5 separate regions of the Homo sapiens genome follow, and all the other regions are linked to region 1. A link is a loop called in an ENCODE intact Hi-C map of the cell type or tissue named here. Cell type or tissue: mammary epithelial cell. All regions are shown on one strand. Links, peaks and the distances in the headings refer to the core of each region. The heading gives the core; the rest is flanking DNA.

Region 1 (6,121 bases), core at 1-5,000:
GAAGTAGCAATCCCGGGGATGTCCGAGGTGGCGCCTGCGGGAGGGGAGCGCGCGGGCCAGGCCCCCGCCCCCGGAAAAGGCAGGCGCACGCCGCCGCGGCCGAAGGGCCGGGAGGGAGGGAGGGAGCCGAGCGGCGCTGGCAGCTCTGGGCTGGCCCCAGGTGGGTTGCGGCTGCGAGAAGACTCGGCCGGAGACTGGAGCCTCGGCTCCCGGTGTGTGTCTCTCTAAAAGCTGCAAAGCCCCCTCCAGACCTCCTCCCCCTCCCCGCGCCGGGAGATGGATGACTTGTCAGACAAAGGCAATAGATTCCACCACTCTGTGATTCGCCAGCGCTGGAGCCCCGAGCTTCGGCGAGGAGGGCCCCGAGCCTGTCACTCCGGTGCCGGCTAGGGGAGGGCAGGGGAGGGAGAAATGGGAGGGAGGGAGGGAGGGAGCAGCCGGCGAAGGAAGAGGGAGGGAGGGGAGCGGACCGGGGGAGGGGGAATGGGAGCCCGGGATTAAAACTACACTGAGAAACGAAACTCGCCGATAAGATAAACGCTAGATAAGGATAAAGAGCGGTCAGTCTAATGAATATTCAGGTAACGACAGAGGGCCTCGGAGCGCGCTGCGCTGTGAAGCCGGGCTCTCAGTTCTAACTCGCCCAGCCCTGCCATCCACTGGCCAGTGCCCGCCTGGGCCGCGCGGCCCCGGGCCCAGTGCGCATCCCTAGCCCCAACCCCACCACCCTCGGCTCTGAGTTCCCTTCCGTTCCTTCCCGGCTCTTCCTTCCTCTCTTTCTGGTCCTTCCCTTTGGCCTTTCCCTCCGGAGGTACCTTCCCACCCACGCACCCCCCACTTCTCATTCCACGGAAAAGTGTCCAGCAGTTTGTCTTGTCCCCTCCCGTTCCACGCGACTGTGCGCAGGGCCTCCCCAGTCCCCTTGCCCACCGGGTCTGGGCAGTCCAGAACGCTTGGTTCAGAATCGAGCTGAAGACCTCCGGCGAGTACCCACCTGCCTCGGTGGGACCCAGCGGATGGCGGGAGAGCCGGGGGACTTGGTTTCTGAACCCTCGGGTGACTGGGAAGGGGGTACAGGGGAGGGAAACAGTGCGGAGCTGCAGGTCGCTGGCGGCAGAGGATGTGGGAGACGAGGCTGGCTCTCCCCGGCTGGGGAGAAGAGGAGGCTGCGGACGCGGCTGAGCGCCGCCCGCTGCTAGCTCGGTGGATCCGGGGCGAGCGCAGGAGGCGCAACCACGGGGACGTCCCCACTCCTGCCGGAGCCTCCGCAGCTCTCTCTGGCACTAGCTCCCTTGCTCGCTGGGGTCCGCTCGCACGCACCAGGCAGAAGAAGCCCTTTGTCTCCTAACTGGTTAAGTACAGAATATCCGGGAGATCTTCATGAAATATTTTCCCTCGTCTCATAAATCATCTTGGCACTTCAGCTGATGTTTTAACTCTCTCTCCCTCCTTCGCTCCCTCCCCCCGCTTCCCTGGGTCTGCGAAAGGGCGGCTCGGCGAAGCTTGCGCAGCGCTCTTGCAGCCCGAATCCGAGATTCCTCCAGCCCCCGTCTGCAGCTCCGGGCGCCCCGCGGAAGCGCGGCGGACTCGCGCTCCCCTCCCTCTGGCCGGAGCCTGGGCGGCAGATACCATGGGGAGAGATGCACCTGCCTGACTCAGCCTAACTACTACTACTGGGCGTCTTGTACCCGGGTTTTTGGGATGCCCTTATTCCTCAGGAGGAGCTCAGGCCAGGCTCAGCGGGACGAGGTTCTGAGCCTCTCACTCCTGTGGGGCCTGGGTCCGCTGGGATCCTGGCATTTGCCCTCCCTCCTGTATCCTCCAGAGCCCAATAAGCTTAATCCACCTGCGGGGTAAAGTCTGGGAGGAAAACACTCCTCACCGCCTGCCCCTCCCAGCCCCTATCCCACTTCCCTTGGGTGGCTAGGCAGGTTGGTTCCCTTGGGCTAGAGGTTGAAGACGCAGGGCCTAGCCTCTAAGGTCAGTCTCTTCCTCTTGAGGCCTGCAGATGGCGCTCCCGGGTTTGCTTTGGCCTCACAACCCCACGAACACGCACTAACTTCGTGTAGGGACCGAAGAAGGAAAACAGTTCGGGCAGCCGAAAAGTAACAGCTCCCAGGCCAGAGTGCAAGGGATCTCAGGTGGTATTAGCTAGCACAGCCTTGGCTTTCCCCTCTGGGAAGTAATTAACCCAGAACTGGGGTGAAAGGAACGTTGAGAAAGGGTCCTTATTTAGAGGAGCTCAGAACTAAAGTAACCTTTGCCCCAGGTCTCTCCAAGTTGGTCATCCAGGAATTTGTCTCGGGGTGTGTGAACTATTGAAGGAAGAAAGCTGTGAGTAAACCCCCCCCCTTCCACACAGACACAGATTTTTCTAGAACCAGCTAGACATGTCCCTATGTTACAAGTACCATGAAATGTGGGTGCCCACAACAAGCATTTTCACATGTTGGGCGAGAAGGATTTTCCATTTTGTAGAGAAGGGGACTTAATGCGCCAAGTGTGCTGGAAGTTGTCCTCACACACCTGTCCTTCACATGCACCTTCTGAGGAGTAAAGACCCTTCTGATAGTCCCATTCCCAGGTAGCCCCTGAGAGTCCCCCCTGCTCCTGGGATCGTCTCCCCAGCACTGCACTAGCTGGACACTCACTCTTCCGCCAGGCCGGCTCCTGGCCGCTTCCCCATTAGCTCCAGCCCATTCCTGGGTCTAGAGAGTCAAAGAGTAATGCTCCCTGGAGATTAGGAACCCCTTTTCTCCAAAGCTCTGCCTTCTCCTGGGGCTCCAGGATGAAGGGCTGGCCTTCATCCAGTCACTGGCCGCTCCTCTGACTCCCCCTTTTCTGTTCTCTTTCTTCTATACAGTCTAGTAGAGGGGTGGGGGGAAGCAAGAAAGCAAAAAAAAAAAAAAAAAAAAAAAAAAAAAAAAAAAAAAAGGAAGAAAGAAGAGGAAAGGGGAAAAGAAAGAGAAAGAAAGAAAACAACCCAACCCCAAACACTACCCGGGCTCCGACCTGTCAGGGTTGGTTGCTTTTCCCGTCCGCCTCTAAATGAACCTTTTCTCTCTGGTGTTTTCAAAGCGGCCCTTCCACCCCCCAACCTAGGGGCATTTACACTTCAAACAAGGAGCCCGCCTCCCTGCGGAAATTTAAAGGCAAATAAACTTTTGGGGAGTTGCTCTGATACCCATCTCGGGATTTGCTTCATTAGCCGCCTCTGTGCATCTGATCTGCCCAATAAATCTTCCTTGTGGATCTCGGCTCCTTTGCCTTCTCGGCTCCCTTCCCTGCCAGGCTTGCCCAGGCGCCTGGCGGCCCCCAACCTTGCCTCCGCCCTCCAGGCCGAGCTACTGCCGGCCTGGTTTTCTGGCTGGGCCGCGCCTGCTCTGTCTGGGTGTAGGTGTCGGGGTGGCGGATAGGCACCCCGCACCTCGAGTGTACCCACGCACCGGCGCCCCAAGCCAAGCCAAGCGCGACTCCAGGGCTCTCAAATGCGTTTCTGGGCATGTTGTGCAAAAGTGAAGTGCCGGTGTAGACCTAGTCCACTGCCCGCTGCCCCGCTGCCACCCGCTCCCGCTGCCTTCCAGAAACCCTTTCTCCTGTTTTCCGGTTTCCAGTTCCCTGGCCCAGCGTTTTCTGCCCAGGCGAGAAAAGGCAGAAGCGTGGTTGCCTCTCCTCCTCCTGCAGGGCCCTGACCCGGGGCCCAGGCGCCCGGCCTCCAGTAGCTTGGGAAGGCGGCTGAGCCTTGGTGAGACGGAGGGGGCCGCGGGAGCATCCCAGCCGCGCCCCTCCCCCGTGGCCGGGACCTGCCTTCCTCCTTCCACTTCCCGGGGAGCGGCTAGGGGAGCTAGGACCGGGGTCTGAGGGAGGGGATTAGAAATTCCGAAATTAAATGCATCTCCCCAGGAAATGCTCCCCACAGCGCGGACCAAATTAAATGCATTAAAGTTCAGAGGGGAAAAAGCTGTTTAGAACCAAGGGGAGAAAAGTAGTCCGAAGGGAAGAGAAGCAGAAAGGGAGGGGAGAGAGGGAGAACAGAGCTGCAGCTCCGCAGCTGAGCTTCATTTCTGGATTATTCCCACTTTTAGAAGTCACCACCAAAAAGAAAAATAAAAGTTCTTCTGACAACCGAACTCCAGAGCCGACCAACCGAGGCTCACTCGCCCTCTGGGTCCCGGCGCACCCCAGGGCGCATACCCTCGGCTGTCAGATCCCAGGGAGCCGAAACTTACACCCCAGCCCCTTCCGCAGAAAGGCCTGACCGGCTCCTGCCCGGCCTTTCCCCCTCCTCCTCCCCATTCTCTCCCCGCCCTTCCCCCTGCCTGGCCCTCTGGTCACGTTGGAGGATGGTTTTTTTTTTTTTTTTTTTTTGGAAGAGCTTCTGGTACAATATGGAGCACCATGGGCTGCAATTTCACACTCCACAGCACATTCCCCCTAAAGCTACTTTCTTTTTTTTTTCATCTAAGACCCCCTAATTTCTGCTTCCTCGCTCCCTCCCTCCCTCCTGCTCTCACTCTTCTTTTCCTGCTTTTGTTCCCAATATTTGGGCTCCCTGCGTGAAGCCCGGGGGGCCTGACTCCCAGCTGGCCCCGCCCGCTCGGTCTGTTGGTCCTGTGGAGTCCAGGCGCACGTGCTGGGCCTTTATCCTCCAGGATCCCTCCCCCTTTAATCTAGCTTCCCCTCACAAGAGGTCTTTGCGACCTGCCCAGCCCTTCACAGGCCCTTTGAGGAGCAACAACAATGCAAGCCACTTGGCCACCAAAGCTGCCTCTTAGTGGCACGGGCCAGCCAGGTGGCTACCGCCCATGGGCCACTCTACTAGGGAACTGAAAAAATAGCGAAGCTGGGAGAAACCCAGCCAGCAGGTCTAGAGAGTAAGAGTGAAGGTCCTGTCCAACAGAGAACAAGCTAAAAGGGCTAGGAGCCCCGTGAGGCCCTGGTACTTCTGGCTCAGACCTGGACACAGCCTGTACCGCCTCCCTAGATACCCATGGACCTCCTAAAGGGGCCACTCACCCCACAGCCTACAGGAAAAAGTGACAGCCACTACATACACAGTCCCTTTGCTTCTTTGAGACTCAGTTTTCTCACCTGTAAAATGGGGATAATTACGCCTGTCTTGTCTACTCCATGGAGCTAATCAATAGGCATTTTGCAAACCCAGACATTTCTCTAGTAGATTATGGAGTAAATGGCCAGCTTTCTGAACTCTTACCCTTTCACAAAGAGGTAAAGGAGGGATCTGAGTGCTAAGGTAGGGCAGGAGGTGGCGTTTTCCACCCAACTTCAATCCTATAAAGGTTACTGGGGATTCCTCCCCGCGCCGCCTTCCTGTTTTATTTTGTTTCCCCTTCTATTGGCTATGCCACACCTGTCCAGGTTTATCGTTCTTCCCTCTGTCTATACCTCCTGCCACTCCTCCATTCCCACTTCCTGCACCCCCCTCCCAACTGCACCAGCGCAGCTGCTAGAGGATCGGTTAAATTCCTCACTGCCCACCCCCCAACCACCACCACCAACAGCCGGGTTAATTGTGGCCTCAGGCGCGGTCCTCTTCAGCCAGTCCGCCAAAACCGTCGGGAGGAGCTGGCCCATTGGCGGAGACCTAGGGAAGGAAATCCCGTCCGGTCCGGTTCCAAACAAAGAAAGTTGGTTCTCCCAGGACCTGCAGTTAATCAGTCAAAGCCAGAGCGGACAGGAGACGGTGGGGAGAGGCCTGGCTGGGAGGAGGCTCGAAGGAGGGAGAGACAGGAGGGGAAGAAAGAGGACCTTAGAGAGTTGCCGAGGGAACTGAGAAGCCACCACCTGTCTCTGGGAGGCCTGAAGAGGCTGGTTTGTGCGAAGCCGAAGTCCCCACCTGGCCAGCTGTCCCCTCCCCTCCTCCCCTAGGCCGGGCGAGAGAGTCGGAGGGAGGCTGAGTGTCGCTGGCGAAGTAATGATTAACTCTCTTAGCAGCCGGCCCGGAGCCCGCGGCCTCATCGGGCTGTGGTCGAGGGAGACGGTGCAGGCTGACCCAGGACGTCCCCGGCGTTACCTCCACAGTCATCGCCGCCGCGACCGTGGGACCTGCGGAGGGTGGGGGCAGGCGACAGCCGGGGGCGGCCGAAAGGGAACGGAGAGC
Region 2 (6,167 bases), core at 499-5,498, 310 kb after region 1:
GAGAGATGTGGTCTCCCTATGTTGCCCAGGCTGGTCTCGAACTCCTGTGCTCAAGTGATTCTCCCGCCTCAGCCTCCCAAAATGCTGGGATTACAGGTGTAAGCCACCATACCCAGCTCTTTTTTGTTTTTTAAATGTTCCCTGTTTTTTGCCTTCTATTTCTCTCTTTTTTTTTTTGAGACAGAGTTTCACTCTTGTCACCCAGGCTGGAGTACAATCTCGGCTCACTGCAACCTCCGCCTCCTGGGTTCAAGTGATTCTCCCGCTTCAGCTTCCCAAGTAGCTGGGATTACAGGCACGTGCCACCATGCCCAGCAAATTTTTGTATTTTTAGTAAGGACAGGATTTCACCATGTTGGCCAGGCTGGTCTCAAACTCTTGACCTCAGGTGATCCACCCGCCTAGGCCTCCCAAAGTGCTGGGATTACAGGTGTGAGCCACAGCGCCCGGCCTTCACCTCCTATTTTTCTTAAGGCATTATTTGTTGTGCCTATTCACTGTGGTGTTTCTGATAGTTTGTCTTTATTTTTGAAATTATTTTCTTTCTAATTATTTCCTGAGTTCTGTCACTTTATTTCTGCGTTTGTCTGTTTCTGGTTTTTACTATTCTTTTATGTCTTATATCATTTAAAAAGGGTTTTCCAGTTGGTTTCAAAGCAAGAAATTGTAGAGTTTTACTCTGTTTCTAATATGCTTTCATTGCCTGTAGAAACTATTCTGCCTCTTATTCTCCTTTTCCTCATAATAACTTTTATTAGATTTAATCTTGATACTTTTCTGTTGCTTATTTCTATGAGGTTGGCTTCCTGAAATTTTAGGAAATAGGAGTGTAGTGTTTAAAAATATGATGGCTTGCTTTCTGTGACTCTGATATTGTTGCTTTCCTCCCCCGCCTAATCTGAACACCTCTTTTATTGGCCTTTTTTTATCCCAGTCCTGCTTAATTTTGACTCTACATCTGGACGTTTTTCTTCAGTGTGTGGCCATGTCCTGAAATGGGGCCCTGGTTGGTCAGTTTCATGGGTTTCTAGGGGCTGGATTGCTCTAGCCAGACTCATGGGCCCCACACGCACTCACCCACTAATAGGATTAGGCCAAACTCCTCCAGTTCTACCTCTTGTTTTCAGATTGACCCACCTCACTTTCCCGTTGGCTCTTTTGGAGTTCTCCAGTTGGGGGTCTGTCAGCTGTCCTGTTGCTTCCTTTGCTTTTCCCATGCAGATGCTGAAATGGTCCAGAGCTTGTGGGTATTGAGTTTCACCTGCTTGCATATGGGATTCCTAGGGATACCTTGTCACCTAGTTTTGCAAAATGTGGTCCAGGGATTTTGGGTTTGTTATCTAGTTGCTCTCCCAGTTTTGATATGGGAATTTGGAGAGATTAAACAACTGTGCCTTCATCATTGCCATCTATCTAATATCTGTATTTGATTTGGTGGGGAGAAGAGAAAAAATAATATATTCTAGTTGTTTAAAAAAAAATCAGAGGCATGTAAAATAAAAATGGAATGCTGTTCTTTTCCCAGTTCCATTCTCCAGAGGTATTTACTGTTAAGAGTTGAGTATATTTCGGCCGGGAGCAGTGGCTCACGCCTATAATCCCAGCACTTTAGGAGGCTGAGGCAGGCGGATCACCTGAGGTCAGGAGTTCAAGACCAATCTGGCTAACATGGCAAAACCCCGTCTCTACTAAAAATACAAAAATTAGCCAGGCATGGTGGTGCGCACATGTAGTCCCAGCTACTTGGGAGGCTGAGGCAAGACAATCGCTTGAACTCGGGAGGTGAAGGTTGCAGTGAGCCAAGATGGTGCCACTGTACTCCAGCCTGGTGACAGAGTGAGACTCCGTCTCAAAAAAAAAAAAAAAAAAAAAAAAAAAGAGTTGAGTATATTTCCTTCCAAATACTTTTCTATTCTTTTGCTGTTTATGTACTTTTCTATCACTTTGCTGTCTGCATTTTCTTGCAATTTTCTTTTTCCATGTATATATTTTCCAACATACAACAATATATTGGGCACCATCTTTAAGGACTAATATAGTCTGATAGTGTTATTATTTATTACAATTACCAAGTGGATAATTATCTCAGGAAGGAAACAAACTGGTTCTAGTTGCTTTGAAAATAAACATTTATGGCTGGGCGCGGTGGCTCAACGCCTATAATCCCAGCACTTTGTGGGGCAGAGCCAGGCAGATCACCTGAGGTTGGGAGTTCGAGATCAGCCTGACCAACATGGAGAAACCCTGTCTCTACTAAAAACTACAAAATTAAGGGGGCGTGGTGGTGCATGCCTGTAATCCCCGCTACTCGGGAGGCTGAGGCAGGATAATTGCTTAAACTCGGGAGGCGGAGGTTGCGGTGATCCGAGATCATGCCATTGCGCTCCAGCCTGCACAGCAGGAGCAAAACTCCATCTCAAAATAAATAAATAAATAAATAAATAAATAAATAAATAAATAAATAAAACATTTATTTATTAATTTTTTTAAAAAAATCTTAGAGATGGAGTCTCACTATGTTGGTCAGATTGGTCTTAAACTCCTGGCCTCAAGTGATCTTCCCACCTTGGCCTCCCAATGTTCTGGGATTACAAGCATGAGCCACCATGCCTGGCTGGAAAATAAACATCTAAATAGTGTAAAGAGCCATCACAAAATAATTGATGGTATTTGTCTATAGATGGAAAGGTCATGGCACTCAGGACCACTAAGCGAAGACCTCCTCAATGAACTCTAGGCTGCTTTGCTTTAAGAAAATTCTGGCTGGCTGGGCACAGTGGCTCATGCCTGTAATCCCAGCACTTTGGGAGGCCAAGGTGGGTGGATCACTTGAGGTCAGGAGTTCGAGACCAGCCTGGCCAACATGATGAAACCCGTCTCTACTAAAAATACAAAAAAATTAGCTGGGCATCGTGGTGGGCGCCTGTAATCCCAGCTACTCAGGAGGCTGAAGCAGGAGAATCGCTTGAACCCAGGAGGCAGAGTTTGCGGTGACCAGAAATGGAGCCACTGCACTCCAGCCTGGGCGACAGAATGAGACTCTGTCTCAAAAAAAAAAAAAAAAAAAAAAAAGAAGTTGTATTCACAGAGTCCTGAGAGGACTAGGACTGGTTTCCCCTTAAAATATTTTTTCGCTTCTAAATCTTAGATAAACAACACACTGATGATCTTCTGAAAAAGCTTTTTAAAAAGACAGATGACTGCGCTCCTCTCAAAATTTATGAATCAGAGTTTCTTGGGATAAAATCTGGGAATCTGTATCTTTAAAAATGTTCTCCTGGTGATTCTGCCAGTCAGCCAGATTTGGGAACTACTGGATAAATTCCTTGGACTAGGAGATAACTTTCCTAATTGCAATGGATCAGATTTGGGGTGCTAGGGAAGCCCTATCTGGCAGAAGTAGCCCACCAGCTTTCTTCCTAACATCTCCTTTCCCTACTTCCCTGGCGCCCTCCCCTACACCTTCTAATTCTTGCTGTCACCCTCTTTCCTACCCTAAACTGGCCCTAAAATGACACTTAGAACAGCAGCGCCACATTGTGGAGAGAAACAATATAGTGCTCCAAAAGGCACAGAACACTGTCCTCGCAGATCACCGAGCCTGCAGTTACCGATTTGTCCTGCAGGGGGCATAACTTCCTTACTTTTTAAGTGAGGACAGGTTCTCGCCCCATAAAACCTGGTAAAACCTGGGTGATCTCAGAAAACATCCCTGGAGAAGGCACGGGATGGAGCATCTGTGCCAGATTAGAAATCAAAAACCTCCACTTCGTGAAACTAGAATAAACCGACTAAGTGCATGGACATGAGCAAGCCTTCTGCTGAGGTTAGAAGCCAAGCTCTATGACAGTCTTGGTCAGGGTAAAACTATGGCGGTCTCCAAGTCACTGTGTGACTTGATAAACACACGTCTATCTGGGGTACAAGGCACTGTCAGATATCTCTTGGAAAGTGTTCTGTTTTATATGGTACCCATGAGTCTGGCATTAATCAATAGATCTGATCTCTTTAATAAGGATATTTATACCCAATGACACATCGGTTTATGTTGGTGGAGCAGGGTTGGATCGCTGTAGTAGTGTTCTGAGTATGCACCTTTGGATTTGTTCCCACCTGGTGAAGTCTCTCTCTCTGTCTCTCTCTCTCTCACACACACACACAAGCATTCACACACAGGCTCTTCTGATATTTGTAACTAGACACATCTTTTTCAATGGCATGTTTGATGATCCAGCCAAATTAATATGGCTAGAAAAAAAAAGATATATTTACACAAATTTACCAATCTATCTGGTTGCCTGGTTGCTTTCCCTTCATATTAATAGCTGCCCTCAGGCTCCAGATGAAACAAGAATGTACACCTTGGTAGATTTGTGTAAGATTTCCTGGCAGATGATTGTGTGGCTTTCTTTTCTTTTCTTTTTTTTTTTTGAGACAGAATTTCACTCTTGTCACCCAGGCTGGAGTTCAATGATGCGATCTTGGCTCACGGCAACCCCGACTCCCGGGTTCAAGTTCAAGTGATTCTCCTGTCTCAGCCCCCCAAGTAGCTGAGATTACAGGTGCCTGCCACCACACTCGGCTAATTTTTGTATTTTTTAGTAGAGACGGGGGTTTCACCATGTTGGCCAGGCTGGTCTTGAACTCCTGGCCTCAGATAATCCACCCCCTTCAGCCTCCCAAAGTGTTGGGATTACAGGCGTGAGCCACTGCGCCTGGCCTATTTCTCTACTTTGACTCTTCTAGCTGCTTGGTTTTCTGAACTCCTGAGTTACACTGGCAGCCAGAGCCCTGTGGTTTACTGTTAATGTTTTTCTTGTTGTCTTGTTTTTTCTGATATGTTTGCTATCTCCCTAACTAGACTGTGAGCTCTTTGACTGCAAGCTCTAAGCCCAGATCACACCTATCCCTTGAACACTCACCACACACATTGTTGGGTGTGTGTTATGTCCTCAATACAAATGTTTAGGTTGTTAGTTTGAATAATGAGGAAAGGTGTTTTAAAAGACTGAGAAGCGGGCTGGGTGCGGTGGCTCACACCTATAATCCCAGCACTTTGGGAAGCCAAGGCAGGAGGACTGCTTGAGTCTAGGAGTTCAGACCAGCCTGGGCAACATAGGGAGACCCCTGTCTCTTTAAAATAATAATTAATAAACAAAAGAGTGAGAAGTAAAGGAGAACCAGGAGAGAGAAAGGAATAAAACATAACGTTTCTAAAAGATTGACTTAAATGACCAATGAAAGGAAGTAACTGATAAAAGACAAAAGAGAGTGACATGAAAGGAGGATATTAGGGTTCTAGCTTTTTCACAAAATGGAAATGCTATTGTGGGCAATGATAATTTCTGAGGAGATGTTCATGGTCAAAGAAATAAGATTTCCCCCTTGGGAGACTGAGGTAGGTGGATCACCTGAGGTCAGGAGTTCAAGACCAGCCTGGTCAACATGGTGAAACCCCGTCTCTACTAAAAATAAAAAATAAAAAAAATTATCCGGGTGTGGTGGCTCACATCTGTAGTCCCAGCTACTCAGGAGGCTGAGGCAGGAGATTCATTTGAGCCCAGGAGGTGAGCTGAGATTGCGCCACTGCACTCCAACCTGGGCGACAGAGCCAGACTATGTCTCAAAAATAAATACACAGGCCGGGCATGGTGGCTCACTCCTGTAATCCCAGCACTTTGGGAGGCCGGGTGGGGGGGGGGGGGGCGGGTGCGGATCACAAGGTCGGAAGTTCAAGACCAGCCTGGCCAATATGGTGAAACCCCGTCTCTACTAAAAATACAAAATCAGCTGGGCGTGGTGGCGGGCACCTATAGTCCCAGCTACTCGGGAGGCTGAGGCAGGAGAATTACTTGAACCCAGGAGGCAGAGGTCAGTGAGCCGAGATTACGCCACTGCACTCCAGCATGGGCGACAGGGTGAGACTCCATCTCAAAAAAATAAAATAAAATAAAATATAAATAAATACATAAAATAAAATACGATTTCCTTACCAATTTAAGGAAAATGAGTGGAATGTGAGGTACTCTGTGAAAGAAAGTTGTAATTTTGGAATAAGTTCAAAAGAATGAATGAGTACACAGATTTAGTATATAGGCCAAGCTTAAAACTCTCCCTGAATGTGACAATCAAATATTGCATAACCAAACTCTTTTAAATCTTCTTTT
Region 3 (6,167 bases), core at 504-5,503, 140 kb before region 1:
CGTGGGTAAGAGCCAGACTGCCTGGCTTTGAATGGTGACTCTGCCATTAGCTACGTGGCCTCAGGCAAGCTTCTTGCCTTTCTGTGATTCACTTTCCTCATCTGTAAAGTGGAACTAATAACAGTACCTACCTCAGGGTTATTAAGAAGATTTAGTAAATTAATTATATGATATATAATAAGTTAATATAAAATTAAACTAATAAATGAATATACAAAGTGCTTAGAATAGTGCCTGACATGCAGCAAGCACTATATTGAGTGTTTGTTAACATAAACAAACAGAGATCAAGGGAAAACATTGATGTGCTTCTCTCTGAAGATGTGCCAAGTCCTTGAGATGGTCTTCCTGACAACTTTGACTGTTTCCTACCCGTCTTCACCTCTTGTCCTCCTTGTCCAAAATAAATAGATAAAGGAAGAGTGTGTTGATGTTAGCTCTTTGAAGTGACAGGGAAACTCCAAAGGCCGCCGTGCAAGGTTTTCCCCTTATCTGGGCCCTCTGGCAGAGCCAGTGTGTCAGCCTTGGGGAAACAGACCGATTTTGCTTTAGAGAAAATAGGCCTGATGTTAGACAGCAGGGAGGGAAAGGAAGGTCTGTTACCTGTGCTGGCTGCAGGGACTGGCTTGTGAGGAAGGAGGCAGAGCTTGCTGACATGAGCAGGACACAGGAAGATGCTGGGCAGGGCGCCATAAAGGGCAGTGGTGCAAGGGTCTGTCACCTTGGATTCCCATCCTGGCTCTGCCACTCACTGGCTGTGGGACTTTGGCCAAGTCACTTCAGGTCTCTGACCCTGATTCTGTATTGAGGCAGGAAGGGGTTTCACAGAGTGATCTCAGAAGTCCCTTCGCGGCCAGGCATGGTGGCTCACACCTGTAATCCCAGCACTTTGGGAGGCTGAGGAGGGTGGATCACGAGGTCAGGAGTTTAAGATAAGCCTGGGCAAGATGGTGAAACCCCGTCTCTACTAAAAATATAAAAATTAGCCAGACGTGGCCTGGGCGACAGAACGAGGCACGATCTAAAAAAAAAAAAAAAAAATTAGCCAGGCATGGTGGTGGGCATCTGTAATCCCAGCTATTCTGGGGGGCAGAGGTTGCAGTGGGTCGAGATTGCACATTGCACTCCAGCCTGGGCGACAAGAGCTAAACTCCATCTCAGGGGGGAAAAAAAAGAAGTCTCTTCAGGCTCTGACGCTCTGAAATTCTGTATGAATCAGTGAAGGAGTCTGTTGGCTTTTTCTTGATCCCCCTCAACCCTGTACTCCCCACAATAATCATCTGAAAGACTCTGAAACCAAGTTAGTAGCCCAGAGAAATCTGCAGTGTCTCAGGAATATTACAGTCACTAAACGGAACTAATGTTATTTGCAGAACAGGGATGGGGTGAGAGCCAACTCATTCGGGATTGGGATTCCTGAACCCCTGGCCCCCAACTGTAACTAGGTTCCTGGATGTGCAAAGGGCCAGGGGTCTCTGTTCTGCCTTCAAGGTCAAAACCAGGACTTCTGATTCTTGGGAACCTTGGAGGCCTCTTTGTTCAATCATTAGCCCTTAGGGCTACCTCATGGCAGGGAAGCCCATGCTAAAGGCAAACACTCACTGAGGCGCAGAGGGGAAACTGAGCCAAAATCACGCCCAAAACTTAAGACTCCAGTGACTGTCCTTGGATCCTATCCTGGCCTCCTGTTCCCCCATAACAGCCCTGGTGTGTCTATCAGAGGTGAGCTGGACGGCTGGGGTGCAGCGGTCATCGGGGTGATGGGACCAGGTTGGAGGCCTGAGGCCAGCCCAGGGTGGCTACATGGCAGGTGGACACAGTTTCTAGTGAGCAGGAATCTGGCACCCTCTGCTGACCCCGCGGCAGGAGACAGCTGGTCAACCAGGCTAGGCTGCAGCCACCAGGAGGGGGAGGGGTGGGGTCCAGGACCAAGAGGCAGCTTCCAGTCAAAAGAGCAACTTCCCTTTCGGAATAGATCATTTTTACTGGTTTTGCAATAAGCTTATGAGACAGGAACAATAGCAATAAACAAACCGAACAAGAAATCGAAAAGATGGACCCCGAAAGCTGTTACTGAGCCCTTCTCACCTTCTCTTAACGAGTCTCTAATTTATAACAAACTCATCAACCCAGCACCTCCAGGGTTCCCTGGTTCCAGGTTGGGAACCCCTGGCCTCTGCCTTGTGTGTGACTTGTCATCTCCAGGGTCCTAAGACCTGGCTCCAGAGGTGGCAGGAGGCTCTGGCTAGTAGGAGGAACTGGCCCAGGGTTGTCCAGGGACTTCCATCATGGCTTCCTCTGGGAGGATCTGCAAAGTGTGGTCCTCCCCTGCCATGCACCCCCCACCCCTGCCCAGTAGGTCTCTCCAGAATCAATGGGGCTGGCTCTGGATGGCCCACTTCCCCAAAACTTCTGCTCCAACCCTCTGCCCAGCCCCAGGCTGCTGATGCAGGCATGGAAATCATGTTCCTTTCAGACTACCAGATTAGGGCTTGGCATGGGAAGCTGAGATAGCTGGGGGCTTCCAAGCCCCCAAATTCCATACTCCTCGGATAGGACTGAGGTCACTGCTGTGGGCTGAGGTTTTTCTCTCCTTAAGATGAGAAGATCCATTAGGGCAGAGCCATGTCTCTCCCCTTCCCCTCTTCCCCTAAAGCTAAGGCTGTCTGTGAGGAGGGCCAAATGCCTCCCATCAGACTGGGCTTCCAGGAGGCCAGGGCTGAGTCTCTTCCTTCACCTGGAGATCCCTGGGGAAAGGCTGTGTCGCCTCCCTAGACTGCAGTCCCCTGGGCCTGGGCCATGTTTCCTTACCTTAGACTGAGGCTGTGGGAATGTGGGACTACATTTCTACCACAGGCTGCAGCTCCCTTAAGCATCCATTTTTTTTCCAGTCCCTTTTGTCACCCAGTAACCCTGAAGCTTTTCCCAAGGTAGCCCCCTGTATTCTACCTGTCCGCGCTGGAGGAACAAGTCAGCCCCTGTGCCTTTCCTGGCAGCTGGGCATAGGACAGGGCATCAGGGATGGGAAGCAGTGTTCTGCCAACGACTTTCTGGGTTGGGCAGGGCTATGCTTCTCTGCAGGGGACTGAGTGTCTCCTTGTGAAGCCTGCAATCATTGGAGATGGCCACAAGATGTCAGCTCGAGGCTGTGGAAATGGCTCCAGTCCTGGGACTGAGCTCAAAAGGAAGGAAATCAGACAGCAGCCTGAAAGGCCCCCTCTGTCCCCCACTCAAACTCACAACAATGCTCCATCTCTCTACTTTGTCCCCAGTTCTTTGCTCCCAGAAGAGTGGGTTCTGAGGCTCCTTGACTTCCAGCTCTGGGAAGGATGGGAGCTGCTGCCCCTATTGCAGGCACCCTTGCTGGGAAGAGCCCTGTGTGCCTGTGTTCCCCTGTGTGTCCTTGTGGGTGTGGCTTCAGGCCACCACAGCCAGTGTGAGTGCTCAGGGCTGCCTGCGTTTGTGTGCAACTCTTGGCAGGAATTTGTGTCTGCCACAATAGACAGAGAAATTCAGACCTGAAAGGGCCCTTCGAAATCTCCCAGTTCAACCTGTTGTTTTATAGATGAGGAAACAGAGGCCCAGAGAGAGAGAGGAAATGGCTTGTCCAAGGCCACACAGCAAGTCCATGTTGAGCTGTTCCTGGAACCCAGGACTCCCACTTTGCAGCATGTGTGTGCACCCATCTGGGAGTCTGGTTGACCAGGACTGTGTGCCTGGTGTACTTTTGTGTTAGTGATTTACATCCAATGGGTCCTGGAAAGTTCCCTGACTGACCATCAGCCTGCAAGTTTCCAAACAGAATCACAAGGAAATGGGAAGAAGGAAGGCATGGAAAGGAAGGAGGGAGAGACAGAGAAGTACATATGCATGTAGATGCACATCTCTTTTTGCTTCACGGGGACGGGGTGTAATGTCAATGGTTGGATGTGTCTGTATCTCCCTAGGTAAGTGTGCCTGTGTCAGATACCTTGATTCATTCTGGTGTTGAGGTTTGAGTTTGTGTACATGCATGTGTACACGTGTGTACAGGGACCCATTTGTGGGACTGCAGGGAGTCGAGGTGTCTTTGGGGAGGCGTTGGTGCTTTTGGCTGGGTACAGTGTGAGCGATGGTGTGTGCCGCGGTTGGCGTGCCTGTCAGTGACTCTGGAGCGAGCATCGGTCAGTGGCCACGTGAGTGACTAAGGGTGTCAGTGAGCATAAAGAAGAGGCTGCTCCCTCTCCTCATCTCTTTGTCCCCAATCAGACTGTCTTCCCATGGCCCCTAAGGTTTCAGTGTCCCTGCCCCAGTAGCAGTGAAGAAATCCTTTATCGGTTGAGGCACCAGCCCCCGTGTCGGGATTTCAAGGTTCCTGTCGGTTCCATCCATCTTCCGGGGCCTCCTGGTATTAGCATTGATCTACAGGGGAAATGGAGAGCGCGGCTGGGTTATTACGCACCCACCCGCCTTCCCTGGGCCGTGATTGAGTGCACACAGAGAATTTTTGAAACATGGCCACCCTAACTTATTCTGTCTTCCTGCCAATAGCGTGGCATGGGTCCAAATTACGGGTCGATACCAGCTGATCTTTTTATGTTAAACTGTGATGAAGTTGCTTCTGTGGGGAGATGGTATTAGGCCCTGGGTCCTCTTTTATTGGAGAACTTTTGGGATGGAAAAGGGAGGGATGGAAGAGTGGGCAAGGGGAGTGGTCAGTCGGGCATCATGGAGGGCAGGTAGTGTGTGCATGGGCCAGGAGCATGTGCATGCCCGCAGGGGAGTCAGAGCTCGCTGCACTGGCCCTGGGATTCCCGGTTCTTGCCTGATTTCTCCCCCTTGTGACCCTTGCCACACTGGGGACCCTCAGGGACCCCCATCAGACTTTCCATCGCTCGGCCAGCCTGCCCCTGGTGAGGCCCCTCCCTACTTCCCTCTAAGGATAGAATTCTGTTTTCCTCTAGCCGCTTCCACCCTTCTCCCCCACCCCCACTCTACACACCTGCACCATCAAACGGGTTTGTCTTTAACCTCCAAACAGGGAACTTTAATTAAAGAGACAGTGACCCCTTTTATGAGTTTGGTCGAGTTGGGTTTCAGGGCCCTTGTCACTAGTGGCTCACATAACCCTAACAAAAGCTTGAAGGCCCCAAGAGGAGCCGGTCTCCCTCGTAGACATTGTGGTGGGGGCACGGGTGGGATGGGGGTGGGGGCATGGAGAAGGGGGAGGCATCCTTGGGTCAGGATCCCCAGTGACTGCATTGGTGAGGTTGAAGGTTGGGGGAGGGGACAGGTGAGGGGTATAGGGAGGGAGCACTGACACTGTGCAGTACCTTTGGAGCGCAACCTCCCTGCATAGGACAGCCGTCTGGACCCCAGCAGTGTAGCGGCTTCTCTCTGCTTGAAATGGTTAAGTTTCCAAGAGGGACTCCTGCGAATGTCCAGGGCTTGAATCCCATTTGCCTATGGACTTGTATTATAAAACTTGAAGTCATCTCCAAGAGGAATAGACTGGATAGAACTCCAAGAAGAGCTGAATTTTTTTACCCACATACTTAAAGGAAAAGTGGTTTTATGATAAAACATAATTGCTAATAACTATAATAACACCATTCAACATCTGGCATGAAACACAAATTCTGTCCTGAACCTGAAGGTGCAAACACCGCACAGCATACACACTGCCAAGAAGGGAGCTGGCCCTCCACATGGAAGAGCTAAATTCAGGCCTCACTGGGCCCCCTGCTGTCCACATTCCCCACCCCCAGCTCCCTTAAGGACCCCAAGTGTAGACGTCTAGTGGGTTCGTGTTGTGAGTTTGAAGGGCCCTTATCTTACATCCAATCACCTCTTGTTGATTTTTAACCAAGGGCTTCTGTAGGTCCTGTAAGGGATGTTTGCTTGCCCTTTGATCTGGTACTTTGATATCCTTTGTGAATTCTTCAGCCTGGAGAGGGCTGCCCAATCTGCCACACTTTTTCATTCAACAAACATCAGGGGCTGTTAAAAACAACCAGTGTGTGATTGGTTATTTCCAAAGGGATGGGTTTTCATGAAGTGGGGTGCACTCCCGTTAACCAGAGGCTGATACATTGTCAGTTATCTGCAAAAGGAATTAGCCACCTAAATGGTAATCCAGGGTTGCTCTGACCAGAAACTAAGGCTCAAACTAGCTAATTTGTGGAGAT
Region 4 (6,000 bases), core at 1-5,000, 84 kb before region 1:
AGCTGCCGCCAAGGGGGTCTCGGCAAAGGAGTTGGAGGTGGCAGCGGGAGTGTAGTTGGGAGGATCATTGAAGGGGCTTTTGGGGATCGACCAATGGAGGGGAGGCCCATCTCAGAGACAGGGAGAGACAAACTTGGAGCCATGGGGAGTGACATACAAAATTTTATTCTTTATTTATTATTATTATTTATTTCTTATGTGCACAAAAGAAAAAGAATCAAAACGAACCGACGCACTGAAAGTGGCCGAGGAGACCAGAACCGTCCGGGGACATTTAGCAGGTTAGGCCTGGGCCTGGGTCCGGGGTCTCTGCCCGGCCAGCCCCACAGGACTGGGATGGGCCGGACCTCGGCGCCCTCGCCGCCCTCGCCGCCCCGTTCGGGCCACTGGAGCCTGGCTGGGCGCCGGGTTCCCTTAAACGATTCTCTTTTCTCTTTTTCCTTCTCAAATAAAAAGGGCTCGCAGGGGAGAGAGATCTGGGCGAGGACTCCAAGCCTTTTCGGATTTGTTCAAGGATTTTTATTTATTTTCACTTTATTGACTTTGTTTCTGTTATTTCGAGTCGTCACGATCCACGGGTGAGGAGACATGCAGGGCGCATCGCCACTACCGAAAGAGCAACTACGGGGCGGGACGGGGCGGCCCGGCCTTCGGCCGCCCGGGGCGCGCGGGGCACGCCCGCGAGGGGGCGAGCCCGGGGGCTGGAGCTGCCACCTCGGATCTAGCCTGCGGAGACAGGGCGGCCGGGCCAGGTCTGGGGAGAGAGGCCGAGGAAAGAGCAGAGACAGACAGACAAGAGCGACAGAGACGGAGAGAGACAGAGACAGAGGGGGAGAGAAGCGGAGAGGAGAGAGGGGCAGAGGGAGAGAGGGGCAGGGAGGAAAAAGCGAAAACACGGAATTACAGAGAAAGAGCCAACAAAACAGGCCAGAGGAGTCCACAGGACCATGTTCGTCATTTTGCATAGAGATTTCTTTTCTTTCGTAATTTTTTTTTGTAACATAAAAAATGCCCCCCTCCCCCAGGACGTGCTGTGCTTTAATGGGCGTGTAGCTGTGTCCCCCCCTTCCCCCCCAGCGAGCGGCGACTCTCACAGCACAGACAGCGGGGCGTATCTACAGGCAGGGCCGGCGGGCGACAGGGACTCTACGGGGCCGGGCGGGGCGGGGCGGAGGGGGAGGGGTTATGTACACCGGGTTTCGCCTTCACACGACACACACCGTCTTTCCACAAAGCAGCAGCCTGGTGGGCTTTTGTGTTGTTTTGTTCCTTTTTGCAAAGACCATCATATTAAATAAATGTAGACTTTTTGTGGTTCTGTTCAGTTCCTGCCGGAGGAGGAGGCTGGGAGGGGATGGGAGGAGTGGAGTGGGCAGCCCCCCACTTCCACCCCGCAGCAGCTCAGACGCCAGCTCAGAACCGGTTCTTACCACCGGCAGATTGAGAGTCTGTGTCGGGGGAGGGGGCATCAAGTAACTGCTGGAGGAAGACCCCAGTCCGCAGTCTATGGAAACTGGTCCTGCGGCGGTCCCGGGAGAGCGTCCGATGGGGCTGCGAGTCAGGGAGGAGGATGCAGGGCGTCAAGGGACAGGCGAAGGACTGGCAGGAGGGGAAACTGGGAGGCCAGCAGGTGGAAGAGACGCTGAGGTAGGGGCAAGGCAGGGCTGAGAGCCGGGTCTCGCAGCAGGAGGTGCCGGGCCCTGGGGAACTAGGCAGGCCAGGAGGAGCAGTGAAGAGCCGAGAGTCCGGCTCGATCGGTGCGGGCTGCTGGGCCCCCCGATCCTTGGGTCCCAACCTTGGAAAGACCTGACGCCCCCAAAGCCCGTTCCTAGAGCCGGACCCCCACACCCCCATTCCATCTTCTGGGACAGGGCACACCCGGAAGGCGAGGGCAGTCCGGCTGGCACTGGGGGAAAAGAATTTTTCCCAGGGATTCGGCAGCGGGCTCTTCCTCCTGCAGAAAGTCGTTTTCTTCTTAATCTCCTTGGCCCAGCCCCTCCAGCGAAGCCTCCTGGCGCCCGAGCGTCCGAGGCGGGTGCCCGGGGCTGGGCCGCGCTGCGGTCCGCGCTGATTGTGTGTCACAGAAACATCCGGCGCGCGCCAGCAGGTCGCGCCCGAGTCCGGCAGGGTGGCTGGCGGGCTTCGGGGCTGGCTTGGTGGAGGCCGGGACGAGCTGGGCCGAATCCCCCTCACGGCGCCGCGCAGTCCAGGCAGGCGGGGAGGGGCGGCAGGCGGGGCTGGGGGCGGCGGGCCCGGGCCTGAGGGTCCCGCCCACGGCTCCACCCGTCCTGTCCGACCTTCGAGGGGGGTGATGTGAAGGGTTGCGGGGGTCGTGGGATGGGGTGAGGCTGGGGCGGTGGCCGGGAGGCATCGCGTCGCGTCGGTCCTCCCTCCCTCCGGGGTGGGGTCAGACGGGGACGATGTGGAGGCCGAAGCTGTCGGCCTGAAGCTTGATGTGGTCCCCGCGGTAACTAGTGGCGGTCATAGGCAGCGGCAGCAGCGGCAGGGGCGGAGCCCCGGGGGGCGGCACTATAATAATAAGGGGAACCTGGAAGTTAACACAGGAGAAGAATGGGCTGGGTGAGAGGACAAACAGGAGAACAAAAAAGGAAAGAAAAGCACAGAAAAGACCTCCCCTGGCTGGGGTCCAGCGGGATCCGGACTGGGAGACCTTGGCTGGGCAGTGGAGCCAGTTGCCCCGGAGAATAGTTGCGTTCACGGGGCATGAGAGGGACCCGATCTGGTGACGCCCGGCTGCGCACCCTCCAGGGGATCCGAGGGCGAGGGCGGCGCAGAGCCTTCGAGCGACCAGGGAGGGCACGGGAGGGCAGGAGGTGCGGGCGTCCTCGAGGGGTCCCCGGGCCTCAGTGCTGCACTAACAAGCCTGTCCCCCTGGCCCGGCCGGGTCCCCAGAGGTCGGGTCGCCGGGAGTGGGACCGTGCCCAGAAGCCGCGCGGCCGCGCTGAGCCGCCGGCCAGCCAGGTGGCGTACTCACTTAGTAAGGCGGGGTTGCTGAATCTCCAAGCCTCGTTGTAGGCCGTGTACTGGGGGTGGCTGTACGGGTTGCCGGAGAACTCGCTCCCTGCGGGAGGGTCGGGGAGTGGGGATCAGACGCCTGCAAGCCAGGGCGGACCCCACGAGTCCGGCCGGTGGCTTCTCCGCCCGCTCCTCCCGCCGGGTCTCAGGCGCAGGTGTCGCGGGCAGGGTAATGGCCGTGGCGGGCGGGCCGGGCGGAGGTGGGGCGATCACCGCGTCCGCGTGGAGAGAGCCCGGGGAGGCGGGAGGCACCGACGCGCTCGCACACCCACGGGCGGGACCTGTGGGCCGGTGCCCGCCCAGGGCTTCCCAGCGGAGGCGCTCGCGGCCACCCACGAAGGGTTTGTATTGGGGCGCGTCCACCCTGTCGCGCTGGGGGCCAGGGCCTTTATAGATGCCACTCCGGTTCTAGGAGGCATGGCCCCTAATGGGTGGAAATGGGAGTGGGGGGCGGTGGCGAAGAAAGGCCTTCGGGACATTTTTCTCCCAGAAAGTCCTAAGAATGGCATCAATGTGCAGTGCCAACACAAGAGGTGGGAGCTCTTTTGGGAGACACCGCCCTCCCGCCTTTCCCTCAAGAGGTTGGATGCGTGGGCTACGCGGCAGGGGATGGAGGCGGCGCAGGTGGACTGCCCGCTGGTCCGCTAGCGGTGAGCGGAGGGCCCGTGGGTTGGGAGCCGTCGTCGGAAGCTACCTCCCTCCCTCTGCGGGAGAAAGGCCAGGCCTCCAGGTTTCCCCCTCGCCCTTTCTCCTGTGTGATGACCCCAGACTGTTTACAGTGATCCCTAACCGCGGGTTAAGTAGAGGAGAAGGGGCCCCTCTCTGAGAGGGAGCTGGGGTGGGGGTGGGGGATGCAGCCACTGGAAAGCCTGTTTATTGACGAGGAGGGAAAGCATGCGTGCAGCAGGATAATGAGCTTCTGAGCTCAACTGTGACCAAGAGGAACTGAGCTATCTCCTTCCCCATCGCTAATGAAACAAGTGTAATTTCCTCATCAGCACTAGATTCTGTTTAACGACTCCCCCCTCGACACCACGAGCTCTCTGCGGCTCCCCTCTTCCCCACCTCCCTGCAGACTCCCTGCCCCCACCTCCCCACTCTTCCCTCACCCCACCTCTTTAAAACCTCCTCCAGCCCCCACCTGCTCACTGCTGGGAGTTTCTCCCTAAAATCTCCTTGCCTCCCAACAAGGCTTCTACTTTCCTTCCCCTAAATCTGGGCAGGAATCCCTTTACCCACACCTCTAACTCCCTTCAGCCCCTAGTCCATAAGACCCAGCAGCAATCTCCCTCTTTGCCGCTGCCCCTACCCCAAGCTCTGCTTACCCAGGGTTATACCTAAATGTCCCTGGATGGATGGGGCCAACCACTCTCTTCTATCCTCCCCATTCCCCATACCAATGAGAGTTGAACTTCAGGGAAAGGCCACATAGAGGGCGGCCAGAGGGAGTGAGTTGCTGGCTGAGTGAGTCTAACCCTCCTTAAGACAAGAGTGTTTTGGTGTTTGTGCACATAGGAACTTCAACTCTCTTTGGCTTCAAGACCCTGCTCCCAATCTGGGGTTAGGGGTTAGGTATAGTACAACCTCCAGCTGCAGTCACCAGACCTTAAATACAGCCTCTGTCTCTCTGATTCAAACAACCCAAACCCAACTCCTCTGATTAGGGATGGGTCAGAGCCCCAGGGAAGCAATGGAAGGCTGGGTGCCTCTGAAGAGGTATAGGGGTGTTCTAGCCTGTCTCACTGCAGCGACTCTCCCTGCTTCCCGCCGCAGCCTGACCTCCATTCCTCTTAGGGACTAGCTCCCTACTGTCTCTGGGTTGGGGTTGGGGTTGGTTCTCAACATTGGTCTTCCCTTGTGTCTTGGTGTGGACCAGGGTGGCTTTGTCTGAGTGACTGACATGCCCCTGGAAATGGTTCTTGGCTCCAAGTTTCCATGGAAACCAGGGCAGGCTCTTCCAAGCAGTGTCAGCTGGCTGGGGTGGGCTGGGCACTGAGGGTGGAGCTGAGGCTGAGTGCTCCTCGGGCACAGACTTGGGTGGGTGGGCGCTGTGGAGGGGCCATGACATACAGTGGGTTGCACACAAGGGGGCACTTCTGCAAGCTTCCTCCCCGGCTTGCTCATGAGGGAGGATGAGGGACCAACTGCAGCCTCTAAGGAGAGAGAGGGACAGAATAGCAGTGGTTTGCAGGGAGGGGACGTTGTGTCTCCCCCCACCCCAGCCTCAGACTACAGACCATTCAGCAGCTCACCCACAATTTAGTTCCCCCCACCTAGATTAGGCAGCTGCAGCATTGTCACCTACCAGGCACCATTCCTGCCAGGGTGGAGGTGGGGTAGCTTCCCTGGCCAGTGGGGGGCACGTGAGGGGGGTAACCAGGCAGAGTGGTGCTCGCCATGTCACGACCTGGAAAAACACAAAGGGGAAGGGGTGAGGCCTGGAAGAAAGGGGCCTGCCTCTACTCACACCAGGGTACTGCACGGAGAGGAAACTCTTGGAGAGGAAAGAGCTCTGTGCAGACGTGCAGGGGTATGTGTGCCACTGTGCACCTGAATGCGCCATCTGAGTGTGCCTTTGCATGTGTCTAAGCTAAATGTCTATGATCAGCTGTGTGTACGCATCTCTGTTTTGTGTAGCTCTTTGTGTCTCTGTGTATTTGTGTGTGTGTGTGTGTGTGTGTGTGTGTGTGTGTGTGTGTGTATCTGCCTTTGCCTGTGTCTCTGTGCATTCCAAACCCAGATGGAGATGGGAGGGAGATGACCTGGTTTTACTCCTCCTTCTCAGCAAGATATTCAGCTGTGGTCTCTCCAGCAGCCAAATGGACCTCTATCATCTTGCTTATCTTTCCTCTCCCTAACACCCCATCTTTCCTTCAGGCTTGGAGGACACCCCACCATCACCCCTACAGGGACTGATGGCTATTCCTTGTCCTCTCCAAGTGGAGCTGCAGGTCCTGGTCCTGG
Region 5 (6,167 bases), core at 560-5,559, 72 kb after region 1:
TTGGTGAAAATAATCCTCCTGAAAGTGCCTGAAATCATTCTCCTCTGGGGACACACTCCTTAAAACCTTGGGTCTGTAAGTGATCCTAGAAGCCAAGGATTTCATTGTTCCCCACACTAGTCCCATTTTGGGGGGCTTTAGCCTCTACTTGAATGCCTCCAGGGCAGGAAACTCACTCTGTCTTGAAATAGGTCTCTTCTGTTTCAGGCAGCTGTAATGATTAGAAAGTTCTTTCTTAAGACAAGAGCCCAGGTCAGGCGAGGTGGCTCATGCCTGTAATCCCAGCACTTTGGGAGGCCGAGGCTGGTGCATTGCTTGAGTCCAGGAGTTCGTGACTAGCCTGGGTGACATGGCGAAACCTCATCTCTACAAAAAATAGAAAAGTTAGCTGGTCATGGTAGTGTGTGTCTATAGCCCCAGCTATTCAGGAAGCTGAGGTGGGAGGATCCCTTGAGCCTGGGAGGCGGAGGTTGCAGTGAGTCAAGATCATGCCACTGCACTCCAGCCTGGGTGACAGAGCGAGACCTTATCTCAAAAAATAAAGGAAAAGGAAAAGAACCTGAATCTGTCTCCTGGAAGGTGCCTGTCCCCTATCCCTGCAAAGGAGACGTTCTTCAAGGATGGTTGTTACTATGATCTGACTGTTTCTGTCTCCCCCAAATTTGTAAGTTGTACCTGCCACTGACCTTCATGTCTATGGCCACAATCTCGGGCTTCTCAGACTTGCATTTTGCACCTTGTTATGTGGTTGATTAACTAGTGTAGGTCTTCCTTACTAGACTGGACTATTCCCTGAGGATAGGGGTCTACATCTTATTTTTGTACCCCTAGCGCCAGCCCAATGTGTGACACCTAGTAGACATGCAGGGAACAGTTGAATGAACATGGAGTTGTTGAAGAGGGGGTGCATGACCTTTGTGAAAGGCAAATTCAGCCTTTTGTCAAAGTTGGTCTTGGAATGGGGGGGTGGAGGGGAGAGAGGCATTCAACTTCATTTAATCTCAATGCTAGATGGTTGTGTGGCCTCAGGCAAGTTACTGGGTCTCTTAGAGCCTTAGTTTCCTATCTATGAAGTGAGGTACATAATAGTATTTGTCCCACATGGTTGTAATAACAAATCAAATGTAGCAATTAGTGCAAAGTGCCTGCCACAGTGCCTGCCACAGATTAAGTGCCATTACTATCGCTTTTGTTGCTTTTGTTGTTTTGGAGGGGGGAGTACACATGGATTATTATTATTATTTGGTAGTTCATTTCTACCACCTAGTAAAAACTCTGCCCCATCCTTCAAGCCTCCAGCTCAAATGCCACCTCCCAAATGCCCAGACATCCTCAGGAAGTCACTCTCCACTCCCCTGTTGAATAGACAGCACTGTATGTGCTTCTGTTTCAGCACTCACCAGGAACTGCCATCATTTGGAGACATCAGCCCCCTCCTCAACAGTGAACTCCGGGAAGGCAAGGGTAGCCTGGTAGTCTCAATCTCCCTTTGCCTGCAGTAGGTCTGACCTGTGGGAGAGGTTCAAAAATGTTGGGCGAATTTAGGGGAACTTCAGAGCTCCTGGAAATCTGAAAATGTATTGAAAATGGATGAATATGTGATAAAAATGGCCACTCTTCAAGGCACTGACTTGCTAATGGATTTCATGGGTGTCAGGGGCTAAAATATAATGTAAGTGATGCCACAATCTCAATATATTTAGGGCATCCCTCCTCCTTTTTTAAGAAAGAAAGGGGCCAGGCATGATGGCTCCTGCCTGTAATCCCAGTACTTTGGGAGACCGAGGTAGGTGGATCACCTGAGGTTGGGAGTTCGAGACAAACCTGACCAACATGGAGAAACCCCGTCTCTACTAAAAATACAAAATTAGCTGGACATGGTGGTGCATGCCTATAATCCCAGCCACTCGGGAGGCTGAGGCAGGAGAATCGCTTGAACCCGGGAGGTGGAGGTTGCCGTGAGCTGAGATCGCTCCCATTGCACCCAGACTGGGCAACAAGAGAGAAACTCCATCAGAAAAAAAAAGAAGGAGAAAGAAAGAAAGAAAGAAAGAAAGAGAGAGAGAAAGAAAGAAGAGAGGAAAAGAGAGACAGAGAGAAAGAGAGAGAAAGAAAGGAAGAAAGAAAGGAAGGAAGGAAGGAAGGAAGGAAGGAAGGAAGGAAGAAAGAAGAAAGAAGAAAGAAAAGAAAGAAAGAAAGAGAAAGAAAGAAAGAAAGAAAATTAGTCTGATGTCTGTCTGGAGATACCATTACCACAAAGGGGAGAGGTGTTCTCCTCTTCCCCTTCTTCCTCTCTCCTGCCTCACATGGTCCCTCTAGAGATTCCCTAGACAGTGTTCTCAGCCAATATTGCTCTGTTCTGGTCCAGGCATGCTATAGGCATGCTTTTGCAGGGGCTAGCCTGGAACACTGTTTCCTCTGTCATGCTAGCCCATAGATATTAATTTACCAGAAGTGTGGCTTAACGGGAGCAAAACTAGGAGGGGTGGGAAAAACGACCCCCGACCTCGGAGAGAGCTGTGATCGGGATCCTATTTCCCATGCACTGGTGCACCCACCTGTGGCCTTTGTGCACAGGTATTCCCTGTGGACTCAGCAGAATGTTAATAATAACTAACACTTAATAACAGTACTTGTCACTTGTATTGCATTGCATGGTTTCTCAGATCACTTTTACATAGTCTCATTACTTCAACTAATCCTCAGGGAGTGAGGTATGTGGGGCAGATATATTATTTCTACTTTGCAAATGGGGAAACTGAGGCCCAGAGGACTTGCCCAGGGCCACCCAATTAATTAAGGCAGAGCTGAGAGGTGAACTCACGTCTCAGGATGTTGCACAAACCTGGGCACTGGCACATATAGGTGTTACCTGCACACACCTGAGGTGGATTTTTAAATTAAAAATTTTTTTTTTAATTTTGGAGACGAGATCTTGCTATGTTGCCCAGACTTGTCTCGAACTCCTGGCTCAGGTGATCCACCGTCTCCGCCTTCCAAAGTACTGGGATTACACGTGTGAGCCACCGCGCCGAGACCTGAGCTGGGTCTTCAAGGCAGAGGCTCTAAAAGAGCTGAGGCTGAACTGTCCCAAGCCTCAGCTAGAGCCTCACAATGAGGCCTTTTCTTGTGACCCCATGGGGCTGATCTTGGCGACCCCACCCAGGCCCCCGCCTCTCTATCGCTCTCCGGGGGTGCCGGGCTGCTCCTGCTGGGCAGAGGGGCCAGGCAGGGAGCCGGAGCCGGAGCCGGCGGCCTCGGGTGGGTCCGCGCCCGCAGGTGCGAGGAAGGCTCGGGCCGCCAGCCCATCCTCCGGACCCGCAGACCGAGGCTCGGGCCGCACGCGGCCGCCCCCTGGTGGACGTCGGCGTGTCGGGCACGGCGCAGTCACCCGGCCCCGGCGGAGGCGGCGGGTCTCGTGGCTCTCTCGGGCGCCCGCTCCCCCGCCGCCTCCCCCGCTCCCTCCACTTTGGGGATAATTTAACATGTTTCACACTAACTTTCCCGTAATGGCCGCGGAGCCTTTGGAAATGCAGCCTCCCCGCTTTATCGGCGGCTGCGCTAATGGTTATCTCGCAGCCGTGCCCCCGGCGATCCTGTCAGGAGTAAATAGAAGCTGACACAGTCATTTGCTTAAATCTTCTCCACACTTTTGCCGCATTTCCCTCCAGAGGATACCCCTGAAACAACAATTATTTGAAATGTCACGCGTTTCTGCCCCTGGGCTACCAACAAATGAACATTAAATCTATTAACAGCAAAAAAAAAAAAATTAAATGTTTACTTTTCGGAAGGTGTGAGGGGCCTGAGTCAGGGAGGGGCCTAAGGAGAGTCAGGGACAGGGACAGAGGCAGAGACAGAGACAGGGACAGGGACAGAGGGAGAGACGGGACAGGGACAGAGGGAGCGACAGGGACAGAGGGAGCGACAGGGACAGAGGGAGAGACAGGGACAGAGGGAGACACAGGACAGGGACAGAGGGAGAGACAGGGACAGAGGGAGCCACAGGACAGGGACAGAGGCAGAGACAAAGACGGAGGGAGAGACAGGGACAGAGTGAGAGACACTGATAGGGGCACCAGAGGCAGAGAGGGAGGCAGATGCCAGGCAGACAGCTCGGAGCAGGGGGACAGGGTCCTGGGAAAGGGGAGAGACAGACAGACAGGGATATATCCATAGATATATAGATATATCCATCTCCCTATCTATCTATCTCTCTCTCAAATTTAGAGAGAGAGATATACGTACATGCGTGTATATATAGAGAGAGCCCAAAGACACATAGAACAAGACAAAGCAGAAATTGAAACCAAAAAAAGACCACTGTGGAAAAACAGACTCCAAGACAGAAGGGAGGAGGCCAAGGCAGATGCCCAGAGTATGAGACACCAAAAAAGGCAGAAAGAGGCACCCTCCACCCATAAATGGCAGCCCTCCCACCCCGCATTTTTAAAAAGTTAAGTTAAAACCAGAACCCACAGCACGCTCTGCTAATGGTGCTCACCAGCTTAGGGTCTCACTCCCACAGCCTGGTCCTCTTTGGACCTTAGCGGGCCTTGCCTGGTCAGCCTATCCAGGAGGGGGAGGTCTCATGCCCCTCATCACTGGTCCAGCAGCAGAATGTGTGAAAGGCATGGAGACCTGGAAGCAGGAGATTTTGGGGACAGCAGAGCAGGTGTCACAGCAAAGCAGATAGGCCACTGCTGGCCTCACAGCGTCTCGGGCCCCATGGCCATGCTGGCCCACACCGCGGCTCAGTTTCTCCATCTGTACAGTGGGAAGCAGGTCCCTAAACCACTGCAGGCGACCCCAGTGAGCCTGAAGTGTTCTCACAAGTGCAGGGGCTCAGTTGTCCTCCCGTGGGCCCGTGTGACAGTGGAGAGAAGTCGTGCCTGGTCATGTGGAAGGATCTGAGGTGTGTGATGTCGTGCTTTGGTTCCCATAGGTCAGTGCCTCACTCATGCAGGTGTCTGTGGCCATAGAGCACCCCCAGTGGGGAACCGCCCAGGGCAGGGCAGGAAGCTCTCTGGTCATGGAGGGCCATGCCTGACACCAGAACCAGGGCTCAGTGAGGGTCCTTTGAAGGGTTTGAGGGGCAAGCAGTGGAGGGGTCAGTGAGGGGGGTCAGAGAGAGGGTCCTGGGAGAGGAAGGACAGCTGGAGGAGCCAGTGGGTGGGTGGGGCTGCATGAGGGGCTGGTGTGAGCTGTTCTCACTTCCTGACTCCTCCTCCCCTGGCGTCTCTCCCACCAGGGGACATTTTCTGTGACATTTTCTGTTGAAATATAAATGGGTTGAATTTCATCGTGTGAGGTGGAGGGCTCTCTGGGTCCTGGGCCAGGCGCCTCTGGATCCCTCTCTCGCCCCCTCCTGAGGACGGCGTGTCCAAGCTGGGGCTGCACCGCCCGGACCTTCGTTATGTGTTACTGGGTATGAACACTGGCTCCGTACACTCCATACACCAATAACTCATGTTCAAACACAAAAGCAAAGTTGTGACTTTGCTCTCACACGACTGCTTTAAATTTGCACATTTTAGCTGCATATGAACCCACACTCTGAATTCTACATGCCAAGCACACTCAAGTGTACACACAGATGCTCACCTTCCACATTCGAACATCACCTTGCACACTCAGACACATATCCAAGATCTCCTTCCCCCGTCCTCCACCCTGACCATGCCCACCCCCATCCTCTCACTCCAAAGGAGAATGGCAAAGGGTACGTATGGCTGGGTCACTGAGGCTGTGTCCCTGTCTGCATGTAAAGTTGTATATGTGTGCCTGTGTGTGTGACTGACAAAGAAAATATGCATGTATTTCTAAGTCTTTGAATGTGGACATGTTGCCGCATACAAGAAGACTCTGTGTGTGTGTGTGTGTGTGTGTGTGTGTGTGTGTGTGTGTGTTGGAGGGTTGTGTGCCCGTGTGGTTGTGTGTGACTGAGAGTGTGTGGTGGGGGTGTGGGGGGGTGAGTGCTATTTAAATGAAAAAGAAAGGAAGTGAATCAGGGTCGTTTCCATTTTAATTGTAAAACAGATAAGCACTAAACACTTTGAAAAAGTAAATGACTTGAGAATAATTACTCTCTATTACCCAGCGTCCCAGGGGGGCAGTTGGAGGAGCCCAGATGGCTACAAAAAATGGGATTTAGCAGAAAATTGAAG

The links. Peaks named below come from ENCODE experiments on the same cell type or tissue, not always from the same donor. Only the 100,000 strongest peaks of a DNase experiment are listed, where the experiment ranks them.
Region 2: it touches region 1 in a loop (5-fold over the local background); 4 of 110 quality-filtered maps call a loop at or near these places.
Region 3: a loop joins it to region 1, with 6 times the contacts of the local background. A loop is called at or near these places in 16 of 110 quality-filtered maps.
Region 4: it touches region 1 in a loop (2.6-fold over the local background); 5 of 110 quality-filtered maps call a loop at or near these places.
Region 5: a loop joins it to region 1, with 3 times the contacts of the local background. A loop is called at or near these places in 25 of 110 quality-filtered maps.

Annotation. Positions count from the first base shown.
Region 1 is chr10:100,739,657-100,745,777 of GRCh38, reverse strand. It overlaps PAX2 (paired box 2), which reads right to left and starts at 196. Exons shown (of 10, transcript NM_000278.5): 1 at 1-196. RefSeq lists enhancers at 1-5, 1,105-1,154. In mammary epithelial cell, for the core only: a CTCF peak has its summit at 2,012 (motif pointing right); no DNase peak of the experiment used is centred there; H3K4me3 peaks cover 450 bases; H3K27me3 peaks cover 3,787 bases.
Region 2 is chr10:100,431,382-100,437,548 of GRCh38, reverse strand. No RefSeq gene overlaps it. Among named protein-coding and RNA genes, the nearest start is that of WNT8B, 29 kb to the left of the region's middle. In mammary epithelial cell, for the core only: a CTCF peak has its summit at 3,587 (motif pointing right); a DNase peak (open chromatin) is centred at 3,608.
Region 3 is chr10:100,875,613-100,881,779 of GRCh38, reverse strand. No RefSeq gene overlaps it. Among named protein-coding and RNA genes, the nearest start is that of SLF2, 34 kb to the left of the region's middle. In mammary epithelial cell, for the core only: a CTCF peak has its summit at 3,129 (motif pointing right); no DNase peak of the experiment used is centred there.
Region 4 is chr10:100,824,091-100,830,090 of GRCh38, reverse strand. PAX2 (paired box 2) reads right to left here. Exons shown (of 10, transcript NM_000278.5): 8 at 5,342-5,443; 9 at 2,996-3,082; 10 at 147-2,548. The coding sequence ends at 2,472. Among named protein-coding and RNA genes, the nearest start is that of PAX2, 82 kb to the right of the region's middle. In mammary epithelial cell, for the core only: a CTCF peak has its summit at 2,988; no DNase peak of the experiment used is centred there; H3K4me3 peaks cover 630 bases; H3K27me3 peaks cover 3,496 bases.
Region 5 is chr10:100,668,367-100,674,533 of GRCh38, reverse strand. No RefSeq gene overlaps it. Among named protein-coding and RNA genes, the nearest start is that of PAX2, 74 kb to the left of the region's middle. RefSeq lists a silencer at 3,264-3,443. In mammary epithelial cell, for the core only: no CTCF peak of the experiment used is centred there; no DNase peak of the experiment used is centred there; H3K27me3 peaks cover 1,473 bases.